Linked DNA regions of Homo sapiens: regions 2 and 3 are each linked to region 1. A link is a loop called in an ENCODE intact Hi-C map of the cell type or tissue named here. Cell type or tissue: right lobe of liver. All regions are shown on one strand.

Region 1 (4,000 bases):
TTTGGTTTTAGGTACATGGAGTTTGATGTATTGGCAAGATATGCAAGTATGTCCTGGGTAAAAACAACCAAATTGTGTTTCAGCTGGGGGCCTCCACCAAGACCCCCCAAGCCTGGCCAGTATAGCTGTGCCGCCTCTGGAATTTTCCCCTTCGGTAACATAGACAAGATGGAGACCAGTCTGATGAATGGAATCTTGGATTTCATTCATCTCATGCTGTCTCCTGCTTCCCCATCCTCTGCTCCACACGAACAAGTGAAGCCTCTATTCACACTTACAATTCCGTTTCCTAGTTCAGTCCTCTCCGTGTCTCCACTCACCACAGTAATGCCATGCCCCAGCGGACAGCTGAGTTGCTGGCAGATGCACACAAGGGTCAAGCCTGCACATGTCTTAACAGTGGCCTATGCAGGCTCTGACTTTGGATTGCTGGGGTCTTAGTCCTGAACCCCGGCCTCAATAATTTCCAGATGTCCTCACATGTTCCATCGTGAGGTTATTAAAGGTTAAAATGACTTAATGGTGTGACACAAGCTAAATGCTACAAAAAACATTAGTTCTTGCAAATTTTTTTTTTTCAGAGACAAGTTCTCACTCTGTCACCCAGGCTGGAGTCCAGTGGCGTAATCATAACTCACTGCAGCTTCAAACTCCTGGGCTGAAGCGATCCTCTAACCTCAGCCTTCAGAGTAGCTGGGACTACAGGTGTGCACCACCATGCCTGGCTAATTTTTTTTATTTTTTGTAGAGACAGGGTTTCACTATGTGGCCCAAGCTAGTCTCAAATTCCTGGGCTCAAGCGATCCTCCTGCCTCAGTCTCCCAAGTAACCTGGATTGCAGGCACATGCCGCCACACCCAGCTAGTTCTTGCAATTATTATTATTAAGGACTGTTTATCCTTAGGCATCCTTTCTCCTCATGTGGACTTTGGCCTTTCCGTGACATTTGGCATCTTTCATGAATCTTCTGAAAAGCTTCAGGTTAATGTGAGCTGCTTTGGTATCTTAACACCAAAGGTGTCATTGGGGTCATTGCCAGTGTCCAGCATCAACAATTCAGACAAGCACCAAAACTGCTTGAAACCTGCATGTTAACTATGTGGAAAGGAAGACAAACAGTCTAAGATAAAAAGAAACGCATGTAAGGACCATGCCTTTTTTAATAGCTAAGGAAAATATTTTAATATTTTTAATTTAATAAATTTTAATTTATTAAAATTAAAATTTTAATTTAATATTAAATTAAAATTTTAATTTTAATTTTAAATAAATAATTAAAATTTAAATAAATTTAAATTTAAAATTTAAATTTAATTTTAAATAAACATTTAAATTTTTAATTTTAATATTAAATTAATTTAATTTAATATTAATTTAACTTAATTTAATTTAATATTAATTTAACTTAATTTAATTAATTTAATATTAAATTAAATTTTAATATTTTTAATTTTAATATTAATTTAATATTAAATTAAATTTTAATATTTTTAATTTTAATATTAATTTAATTTAATTTAATTTAATATTAATTAATTTAATTTTAATTTTAATTGCTTCAATATTAAATTAAATTTTAATATTTTTATTTTAATATTAAATTAAAATTTTAATTTAAAATTAAATATTTAATATTAAATTAATTTAAATTTAATATTAAATTTTAATAGCTAAGGAAAATATTTTAATATTAAAAAAAGACCATGGCCTTTTTTCAATAGCTAAGGAAAAGCAGGAGAAGAGGGGCCCAACAGTGCTTAAGTAGGGGTGGAGAAAGATTTGCTTAAACAGGTAGCTGAATATAGCTCTTCTAGTTCTGACAGAAAGTATTCTCCCCATCCATCCCCTAAAGAAACCCCCAACTGTGAAACAACTAAAAGATGGAGATGCAGCTTTGATCATAAGCAGAGAGGCTAGTTTAAGAGGATGTGAATGACAGAGGAGGTAGCAAAGAAAATCAGAAAGGGCTGATTCATAAGGCACCTATACTCAAGGTAGAAACAATGAAGCAGACAGCTACTATTCCAGGACTCTTATGTGTAATAGACACTCTCCAACATCACTTAGGTGAGCATCACCACAGCCCCTGAGATAAGAGAGTCTATTGCTGCCCCCTGTTGACAAATGAAGAGATTGCAGATTAAAAGGTTATTAACTTGGCCAAGTCTCAAATGAGGAGTAAAGTGTAGGTTAAAATCCTGGTCAGTCTGGCTCCAGGGCCCAACTCACAGGGAAGTTGGAGAGCACAAGAGTGAGTGATCAGAACAGCAGGAGATCAGCCTGTAAAGGAAAGCATCAAGAGGAGAAGGCGCCATGCTGGGTGCCAGGCCCTACCAGGAAGGACCCAAGCATGGCCTCCACCAGTCACGCCCTCCAATCTCCTCCTCTCCAGTTCCTGATCCCCCATATCCGCTACACCATGGAAATCAACACCCGGGCCCGGACCCAACTCATCTCAGATGGAGGAATTTTTGATAAGGTGAGGAGGGTACGGGGCATGGGACTGCCTCATCCATCTCTCCATGATCTGCCACTTTCAGGATCCAAGATCAACTATGTGTGAATGTCCTCACTCTTAACCTATGAACCTGTCCCTTTTATACCCATGTCTTTTTTTTTTTTTTTTTTTTTTTTGAGACAGAGTCTAGCTCTGTCGCCCAGGTTGGAGTGCAGTGGCGCCATCTCGGCTCACTGCCATCTCCGCCTCCTGGGTTCAAGCGATTCTCCTGCCTCAGCCTCCCGAGTAGCTGGGATTACAGGCGCCCGCCACCATGCCCAGCTAATTTTTATATTTTTAGTAGAGATGGGGTTTCACTGTGTTGGCCAGACTGGTCTCGAACTCCTGACCTCATGATCCACCCACCTCAGCCTCCCAAAGTGCTGTATACCCATGTCTTAATATCTGAAAATCCCACATTTGCCCCACTTTATGGAAGATGTGTTGGTTCTCCAGCCCTGTTTCCCCCTCTAAGACCTGTGATCTCCTGTCCCAGGCAGTGAGCACAGGTGGAGGGGGCCATGTACAGTTGCTCCGTCGGGCGGCAGCTCAGCTGACCTACTGCTCCCTCTGTCCTCCTGACGACCTGGCTGACCGGGGCCTGCTGGGACTCCCAGGTGCTCTCTATGCCCATGATGCTTTACGGCTCTGGGAGATCATTGCCAGGTGAGTAAGGAGGAGCTGAGAAATGGTGGGGCCGGGGGGGGGGGGGGCTCTGGCCTGAGGCCAGCATGGGGCAAAAGCAAGAAGGTCCAGAAAGGAGAAGCAGAGAACTCAATCCTGGGGAGAGATGAGGAAAAGTGAGGACACAGTGGGTGGCTCTGAAAATGAGGAGACTGGGATGAGGCAGAGAGAGGAGGTGAGGGGAGCTGTGGGGGGAGACTGGGGGAGGTGTCTGGAAAAATCAGGATTTTCTGACGATGTATGACAGCAACCATGCGAATTCCTAGAACTAAGGACCCACATCTTCCATGAGATGCTAGTGTGTTTAGAGGGCTGAGGATGTCCCAAAGGCGAGGTGTCTTCCCAGATACTGTGGAAGCATTGGGCAGATGCCACAGAAAGAGGAATAGAGGTCAGAGGCGGGGGCTTTCTGCCCTCAAGTGCCTTTTCCCCCTGGGCAGGTATGTGGAGGGGATCGTCCACCTCTTCTACCAAAGGGATGACATAGTGAAGGGGGACCCTGAGCTGCAGGCCTGGTGTCGGGAGATCACGGAGGTGGGGCTGTGCCAGGCCCAGGACCGAGGTAAGATCCATTCTAGAGACAGAAGAAGCTCCTGGGAGACTCTGCCAGGGCGCCTTCCCAGCCCTGCCCTTCTGGGGACAGGACCCCAGCCTCTCATCACGCCTCCCTTCCTCCCTCCACACGGGAAAGCATGTGTATCCCATTCCCACCTCCTCCGACTCAGGACAATTCTAGAGACCCAAGGACTGTCCTCCTCAGAGACCCTGGCCATCAACCCCTAGTCCCACTACACCCCAGTCACAGATGCCCCTGAACTG
Region 2 (4,000 bases), 160 kb before region 1:
ATACCTATGTGCTGGCATTTATGTGAGCCAAGCAAAGTCTGATTGGGCCAAACCCTGGGAAATGTAAATATATTTATTCTTATTTTACTATTTGGCAAAGTCTCCTGATAATTGTAATAATGTCTGCTATTGAATCGTGGCAGACACCATCCAGTGTTTCTCGGAATACAGGCAGCCCTCCTACACTCTGCATCAGAGCCCCTCCCGCAGGCGATGCTTGTTAAAGGATGGATTCGCAGGACCCGCCGCTGAATCAGAACTTAAGTTTAAAAAAGGCTGCACCTTCACGGGTGCTCGCTCTGTCCTACCAGTGAGCTTCCCTTTAGTTTCGCGTTTCCACAGGAAACAGGACATAGATCTAAAATTGCCTTTGCACTTGGACTGGTTTCCTTTGCTGACCTAATACAGAATAGCTTTTTGTGCTGTGACTGCGAGTGTGTTGAACAGATCCTCTGTATTTTAGGAGAAGAAATTTGGTGCCTCGTTGCTCACCATCACCACTGGCCCTGGTAGCTCTGCGGATAAACCAGCTTGGATTTCACCCTTGAGGATTAACATTGCAACACTGCATAGGCACATAAAGCCACCTGAAAGTCAAGATGAGGCAGGTAATGTGCACTGGGATCTCATGTGGTTGGTGTCTTGTCTTTTGCCATTTGTCAAGCACAGCAGCTGAGGTTGCTGAAGCAGGTGACTTTCAAGAGCCGAACCCACTGCAAGAAGCTCTCCTGGAAAGGGGCATCAAGGCTGCTGACCCTCCTCCTGCCCCTCCGCTGACCAACTCCACACCTGGGATTAGAGGGGAGGAAACCTTTATCCCATACTCTCTTATGTTCTATTCCTGGGGACCTGCAAATTAAGCTGATAAAACACAGATTAACAAAGGAAAAATAATACAATTTTAATTGATATTAATATTTTTATGTGCACAGGAGCTTCACAAAGAGAAGTAGAAACTCAAATACGTGGTTAGATGTGAGAAATTATATACTACTTTCACAAAGGGTGATAAATTATGGATAAGTGACTGGACAAAGGAAAGAATGTTTGGGCTTCTGGGGTTATAAATTGTGAGAAAGTGCTTAGGAATATATGGGAGAAAATAATAGAAGATTAAAGTTATCTCCATAAGGTTGGTTTATGCAGATTCTTCTGAATGCAACTCCCATCACCAGTGATAAGAGTCACTCTTTTTCTTCCGGGTATAGAGGGGCATCTTCCTCAAAGCAAAATTTAGGTCCTGCATTTAGGCAGATAAGGGAAGGCAGAGAACTTTTACTGCATTTGTTGTTTCTTCCTTGCCTATAGCTCAAAATATTCTTCTGCCAAGGTAGCATATTTTGGGGGTGGCATATTCTGATCCTCTTTAGGATCATCAGCACCTCCAGCTGGGGTGAGGCTGGATGGGGGCTGGCACAAAGGAGGCTTTCAGGCAGTTTCCTTGAGTTCTAACCGCAACCCCTGCAGAACAATTGGCCTGTGGCCTGTGGCCTGCTCTCCCCACTATGCCTGAATTGCTGTGGACTAGTTTATGAATAGCCCTCTGAACCCAGAGGAAGCTCGAGGAACAGAATTGACATACCCATCAGCTAGAATCGCTGTAGGAAGACAGAATCAGTGAACATAAAGTATCCAAGTTCAAACAATTGAAAATGAAATAATAATTAATTTTTAAAAGAGCTTTGTGAAATATGTGGATAAAGCATACTTTCCGATGAGCCTAATACTATGAATGATAAATTATAAACGGGAGTCCTATTTTAAATCTAAGCAAGGATTTTAACTCAAGGAAATCAATATGTTCCACAAGAGGGCAGTATGGTAACTCGTTTATAAAACAGTAGGCTCAGAAGAGCCAAGGACGTTTGTGATCAGTTTTTAAATTTGTGATAAGAACTGCTTTGAGCAGAAACAAAAATCAAACACCATTTTTACCGTAAAGAGTTTTTCTACATGACATGAAAGCTACTCAAAAAGATTGGGGAGTTTTTTAAGTGTGAATGACATACTTTTGAAAAAGTAAGCTCCTGGACTTGGAACTATACAGAATTGCTTTCATTAGTTGCTATGTTGCTCGGTTGCTATGTGGTCTAGTAAAAGCTACAGACAAAATCAAGGAAATCACATTTCCTCTGATTCCTCACCTCAAGTTGTGCCTGACAAAGTTTGTGGGAGAGTCTAAATTGGGAAAGATAGTGATCCTTACAGCTAGCTTTATCTGAACTCTGAGTAGCAGGCTGGGCGCTTTACGTGGATTATTTCTTTCAGCCCCATCGTAGCTCTATGAGTTAGGAACTATTATTATCTTCATTTGATAGACGAGGAAACCAAGGCCCATAGAGGACTGAATGCTTGCCCATGGGACATGGCTCATGCAGAGTTGGGATTCAAATCGGGCACATCAAATCTAGATCCCAAGTTTGAGCTATTTCTAGGCAATTAGTAGCAAAGACAGAACTAGAACCCATATCTCTTTGTTACGAATTAAAGGGTGACTTTAATGTTGAAAACGATGTGTATGGCGGGACTGAGTAGAAGAAACCTTTGGAGGAGGGCTGATGGGCCAGACAAAAAGTGACTGTGTTTGCAAAAAGACAGGTTCATGCCAAGAAACGAGAACATTCCTGTCTGAGCTGGGATCCCCCATTTATGCCGATTATGCAGTGTCAGGGTTGTCAAGAGCAGAGGGATTTCCCCATTCTCTTCTCAAACTCCAAAGAGCTCTGAGATCCACAGGCTGGTGGGGTTCCCAGGAGAAGCCTGCAGAAGGTGCTTCCTCCTTCAGGGCACAGAAGAGGACGAAGAGAAGTTCACCTAAATCCCCAGAGCCCTTAGTCAAGTTCATCCCAAAACTATCCGAATAATCATGACTGCTATCCCTTGAGAACTCAAATGCCAGGCCCTGTGCTAAGCATTTTACTTGTGTTAGCTCATTTAGTCCTCATAGCAATTCAATGAGGTGGGGCTTATGTTCACCATCTGGGAATTTCACAGGCTGGCCCCTCTCACAGGAGTTTCATCATGTAAGGCCTGCGTACATATATGCATGAGAAAGCATGTCTTGTACACAAATTGGTTTTCCTAAACCCTCCCTCATCTTTGAGCAATGCAGCCGATTTTGTTTTTAAAATGCAGCCCACTTCTGAGTAAGCATGGCAGATTGCTCACTTCCCCCTTCCAAAACTCCACTGAAATGGCAATAAAGGAATCAAGAATATATAAACTCATAAGGTGATAAAATGAGGGAAGAGATGAACATGGATGAGAGAGTCCCACAAATATCTGGAAGAGGGAGAGGAGCAGGAGCTGACTTGGCAGAGCTGGGGATCACTACCTGGCTCCCTGCAGATGAGGAAACTAATAAGCAGAAGCGAGGTGGTCTTATAGAACTCTAGGTGCTGAGGACGGGGAGATCCAAATCTACAGAAGGTGGGCATAAGGCATGGGACTAAAAACAGGGGGGCTAAGTGGCCTGTATAGGGGGAGGATGGACCCCCTTCCTCCTCCTACAGCAGGCGCACCCCAGCTGTCTCCACCCACCCATTGCACGCCTCCCCACCCTCACTGCCAGCAGGAGGTTTGACACATTCTCTCTGGATAACTGAATGGCTCCTGAGAAAAGACCCCCACATTCTGACATCTTGGAGTCCCGCCCCAGTTTAAAAGCCAGTTTGCTGTCCAGCGACCTTGTTGTAAGTCCTTCTGTGGACAAGCCTCACCTACTCCCTCAGAGTTCTCATTCATCTTTTTAGTGAGTCACACTTAGACAGAAACAGGCAGCCCAGGATCTCCAAATGTTTAAAGACAGCCTCCAACTTGGAAGAAAGAAATCCAAACAAATAGGAAAAAGGAACTTGGAGAAAGCAGAAATGATGGAAGACGTAGAAAAAAATGTGAAAATAAAAATTTGATAAGCAATTTCTTCAGAAAAATAAAATAAGGTGTTATATCCATTAATCAAGAGTTAGATTCTTTTTTTATGTACTTTAAGTTCTGGGGT
Region 3 (4,000 bases), 91 kb before region 1:
ACCAAAAAGGAGTAAGAGAAGTTACACTTAGATAAAATAAACTTCAAGTCAAAAACTGTAAAAAGACACAAAGAAGGTGGATTAGGCCATTTTTGCATTGCTATAGAGAAATACTTGAGGCTGGATAATTTATGAAGAAAAGAGAGTTAACTGGTACACAGTTCTGCAGGCTTCACATCAAACCCCACAGACTGGTACATCCCAAGCAGAAAAAATGAACATAAATCTATAACTAGACACATCAGAGTGAAACTTCAGAACACCGCAGATCAAAAGATAATCTGGAATACAGGCAAAAAGGAAGGAAAGATCACCTACAAAGGAACCAGAATTAGCACAACAACAAAACTCCCAACAACAACGGAAGCCAGAAAATAACAGAATCAGGTCTTCGGTGTATTGAAAAAAATTATTGGTCAACCAAGAAATGTGAACTCAGCAGAACTCTAAAAAAAATGGTTTCAATCATTTTTTAATGAGAAAATTTACTTCTAAAGAAAGACCTGCCTCACAAAAACTTTTGGTAATGTGCTCAGAAAGAAAAGGAAAAATAATACTATAAAAGTTATCTGAGATGCCAAGAACGTGGTAATATGTAAAGAAACCAAAAGCAACAGTGTCAGGTTGAAACAAGCATGCTTTATAATTTGTAGTATTTTTTTAAAGGCAGATATGCTGGTTCCTCTCTGCCACTGAATGTAACAATGAAGACCTGGGCAGAATGCGTGAAGCAGCAGTATCACGGGGGTTGGAGTGAAAGCAGAAGGAAAACTAGTAATCAGCTTACTAGATTTTCCCTGCAGAACTCCTAGACTGACTTCAAGGCAGCCTAAAACCTAGAGGTGCAAGTCAGCATGGACAGATCAAGCTTTAGGGAAAGCCCTCAGTTCTGGGATAAGGGAGTGATAAAGGGGTCTCCTGGAAATGACAACAGCAGCGGGGGCCGATAAGCACGTGCAGTCTGAAGAAGGGGAATCTTCCTCTCCAATCAGAAGAAGTGTGGTCCCAAGAGCGCGGGGAACACCTCCGTGGATTTTTTTTCCTCTCTCTTTCCTCTTATCACTTGACCCCGAATGAGGGCACAGATGCAAGAAGTGTACAGCAAGGTAGGCTAAATTAGGCCCTAAATTTCTGGCTGAAGGACCAAAAAGGAAAATGCCAGGAAACTGAAAAGCACAGAGGAGATCACAGGGAGAGAGGAGCTCAGGAAGGAAACCCCAAAATATTGTTTATAAGCTCAGGGGCTCATTCCTAAACTGCACAAACAGAGATTAGATCACGGACCAAACTACTAAAGACTGAGAGCTGAATTCAGAGATAGGGTCCCATCCAGGTTCCTAACTGGGTGGCACATGCATGGGCTAGATCCAAATAGCATTGCAAAGGCCTGGAAAACAGAACTAGAATTGAAACCACCGCGGAAGACTCATTCGAACTCGTGGGCTGAACTCAACCAGGTCAATGCTTCAGAAAAATACCAGCATTCTCCACAGGACATAAACAAGATTGTCTCATAACATACCATTCAAAATATTAGGATACAATCCAAAATTGCTCATCATAAGAAGACAGGAAAATCTCAGTTCACATGGGAAGAGACATAGATGACTATGAAGAGAAGTTATAAAATACTCCAAGTCGGGGCAAACACTGTTGAAAAGGTAGAAGACCTCAGGAACTAAATAGAAAAATATAAAGGAGAACCAAATGAACATTTCAGAACTGAAAAATGCAATAAGGTTTTTTAACTGTTTCTGTCAAGATGGCGGATGAGAGGCATTGCTGGCACGCCTCTCCCACGTGGAAGGACAAAATAGTGTAGAGACATTCACTTTGTGAACTTTTTTCAAGAGGCGATGCAGTCATTGAACAGGAAAACCCAGGGACGCTTTGAAGGACGCAGGAGGCTGCAGTCTACACTGTGAGTCAGGTGAAGGACTGTGAGTCCCAGAGTGTGAGAGGGGAAGAGTTTTTGCCTCTGGGATACACACCCCCACCAGGGACCCTGAAAGTACAGGACACGGAGGAAGGCCCTAACCCCACCCAGCAAAGGGACCAACTCGGGGAGGGTGGCGGAATATAAAAATAGGAGCAGTGGCAGAAGACACTTGCGTGCACTCCCAAATCCCAACACAGGAGGGCAGCCGTTCCTTACTGTTCCTCACAGGGGACCCCCGTGGAGGACAGGCAAAAAGTTTAGACGGCGGTCGCAGGTTGAACGAAGCTCCCGAGGGGTTTCATGATATATATACATAACCTTGGGTGGGGACCAACTCCCTTGGCCAGGGCCAGGCGTGGGAGAGTGAAAAGTGGGCTGCGAGTGCAGGGGGCCGTGAGTGCGGAAGCCGCGGGTGCAGGAACCTCGGGTGCCGGCTTTGCAGGACAGGGAAGGGTGTGGCGTGAAAACCACAATTGCGATCTCCCGTGGGGAAAGCTTATAACTGTGGCAAGTTCCGATTACAGACTGGCTGGAATTCAGCTCGCCGCTGCCAGTGGAAGCTGTGGTAGTAGATCTGCCTCACTGAGTGCATGGGAATTGGGGGCTCACCGCTGCCTGCTACTCCCCACTCTGCACAAACTCTTCTGCGCAGCGGGGGCAGAAGAACATCAACCCAGTGGCCTGAGACCCACTCCATCCCCCAACATTCACAGGAGCTGCTGCTTGCCCTGCACACGGAGAATCAGAGCACAAACCTGACCGACGCAGCCCCCATCTCGCTTTGCCCCGCCACTTGCCCTGGTAGCTTAACACAAAGGACAGAATCTCTTGAGAGCTCTGTGGCCCTGACTATTGCCTGTGAAACCAGAGTATTCCTCCCTCCACGCCCCCACCACCACGCCCCTCCCCCCCCCCCCCCCCCACACACCCACCTACCGCAGCCGGTGTTCATTTGCAAGCACCACCTCCTGGCTGGAGGCCAACCAGCACAGTCCATTACAGCATCTCCTGGTAGAATAACATTGCACCCAGGAAGAAGGAGGCTCTATGATCTCAGCTATTACCACTGCCTGCATCACTCCGGCTAACCAGGAGGTCCTGAGTCCACATGACCAGCTCATTACTACTATAACTAGCATTCAAGAAAGCCAACATACTATGGCTACCAATAACCAAGGAATTTCAGAGTCTACGTCACTCCCCTGCTACCCCCAGTAGAGCTGGTGTTGCTACCCACTTCTGGGAAACTGGCATTCACAACTGGCATTTCCCAACACCAGCCTGGAGGGTGGCAACGTCACTGGGCAGCTAGACCCAGAGGAGCAACAACATTCACAGTAGCGTGGCTCACAGGGACTCCCACTCATAGGGAAAGGGGGAGTGCGCCCCATCAAGGGAAGACCCTGTGGGACCAAAGAATCGGGATGGCAGGCCTTGAGCATCAGATCCTTCCGCTGGTGGAAAGCTTCCTTGAGCAGAGGCGCAGCTGAAGTGCTAGGCTCAGCGGGGAAAGCCTTCAGCTCTATCGCAACAGTCAGACAGCTTTGGTGCATGGGAAGGATCTTGGAGAAGAGGCAGTCTTTCCCCCCTTGTTCACCACCATATGCACAGTTGGGACTTCTCCCACAGGAGCTCGACATGGATGCAACTATAGACGGCCATTCTGGAACACATCAAGGCGACTGCATCCCCACAAGAGGAGCACCCTCCAGGATCAGGCTTGCACAAGAAACAGTCACAATTCCTCTCTATTTGGAACACCAACACCTACAGATGAAAAGAGGTGCCTGTCTGATCTGAATAGCCAGAGCGCTGGGACAGGAGCATATCTAAGAAGTGGAAAACGTCCCTGCTGACCTTGCAGGGGAGCTAAGGTGGCTCCAACCCTTCTCCCTGATAAGACCTCACTGTGACTCACCGAGGGCTCCTCCAGCCACCTCTGTCAAGCCTGGGTCTTCATTTACCCACTTGCTTTACCCACAACCGATTCCTACTCAGGGACACCTCTTCTACTGGCCTGAAACCTGAACCATCAAACCAGTAAATAAAATACTGGGGGAA

What was found. A loop is a pair of places that touch in the nucleus more often than their neighbours do. Peaks named below come from ENCODE experiments on the same cell type or tissue, not always from the same donor. Only the 100,000 strongest peaks of a DNase experiment are listed, where the experiment ranks them.
Region 2: it touches region 1 in a loop (6-fold over the local background); 46 of 110 quality-filtered maps call a loop at or near these places.
Region 3: it touches region 1 in a loop (4-fold over the local background); 104 of 110 quality-filtered maps call a loop at or near these places.

Annotation. Positions count from the first base shown.
Region 1 is chr17:7,002,865-7,006,864 of GRCh38, forward strand. It overlaps ALOX12 (arachidonate 12-lipoxygenase, 12S type), which reads left to right. Exons shown (of 14, transcript NM_000697.3): 9 at 2,393-2,479; 10 at 2,994-3,163; 11 at 3,622-3,743. The region is part of intron 2 of ALOX12-AS1 (ALOX12 antisense RNA 1); the gene reads right to left. Among named protein-coding and RNA genes, the nearest start is that of ALOX12-AS1, 7.5 kb to the right of the region's middle. In right lobe of liver, a CTCF peak has its summit at 2,126 (motif pointing left); no DNase peak of the experiment used is centred here; H3K27ac peaks cover 239 bases.
Region 2 is chr17:6,841,634-6,845,633 of GRCh38, forward strand. No RefSeq gene overlaps it. Among named protein-coding and RNA genes, the nearest start is that of TEKT1, 12 kb to the left of the region's middle. In right lobe of liver, a CTCF peak has its summit at 1,794 (motif pointing right); no DNase peak of the experiment used is centred here.
Region 3 is chr17:6,911,889-6,915,888 of GRCh38, forward strand. No RefSeq gene overlaps it. Among named protein-coding and RNA genes, the nearest start is that of TEKT1, 82 kb to the left of the region's middle. RefSeq lists an enhancer at 2,407-2,976. In right lobe of liver, a CTCF peak has its summit at 2,138 (motif pointing right); a DNase peak (open chromatin) is centred at 2,133; H3K4me3 peaks cover 666 bases.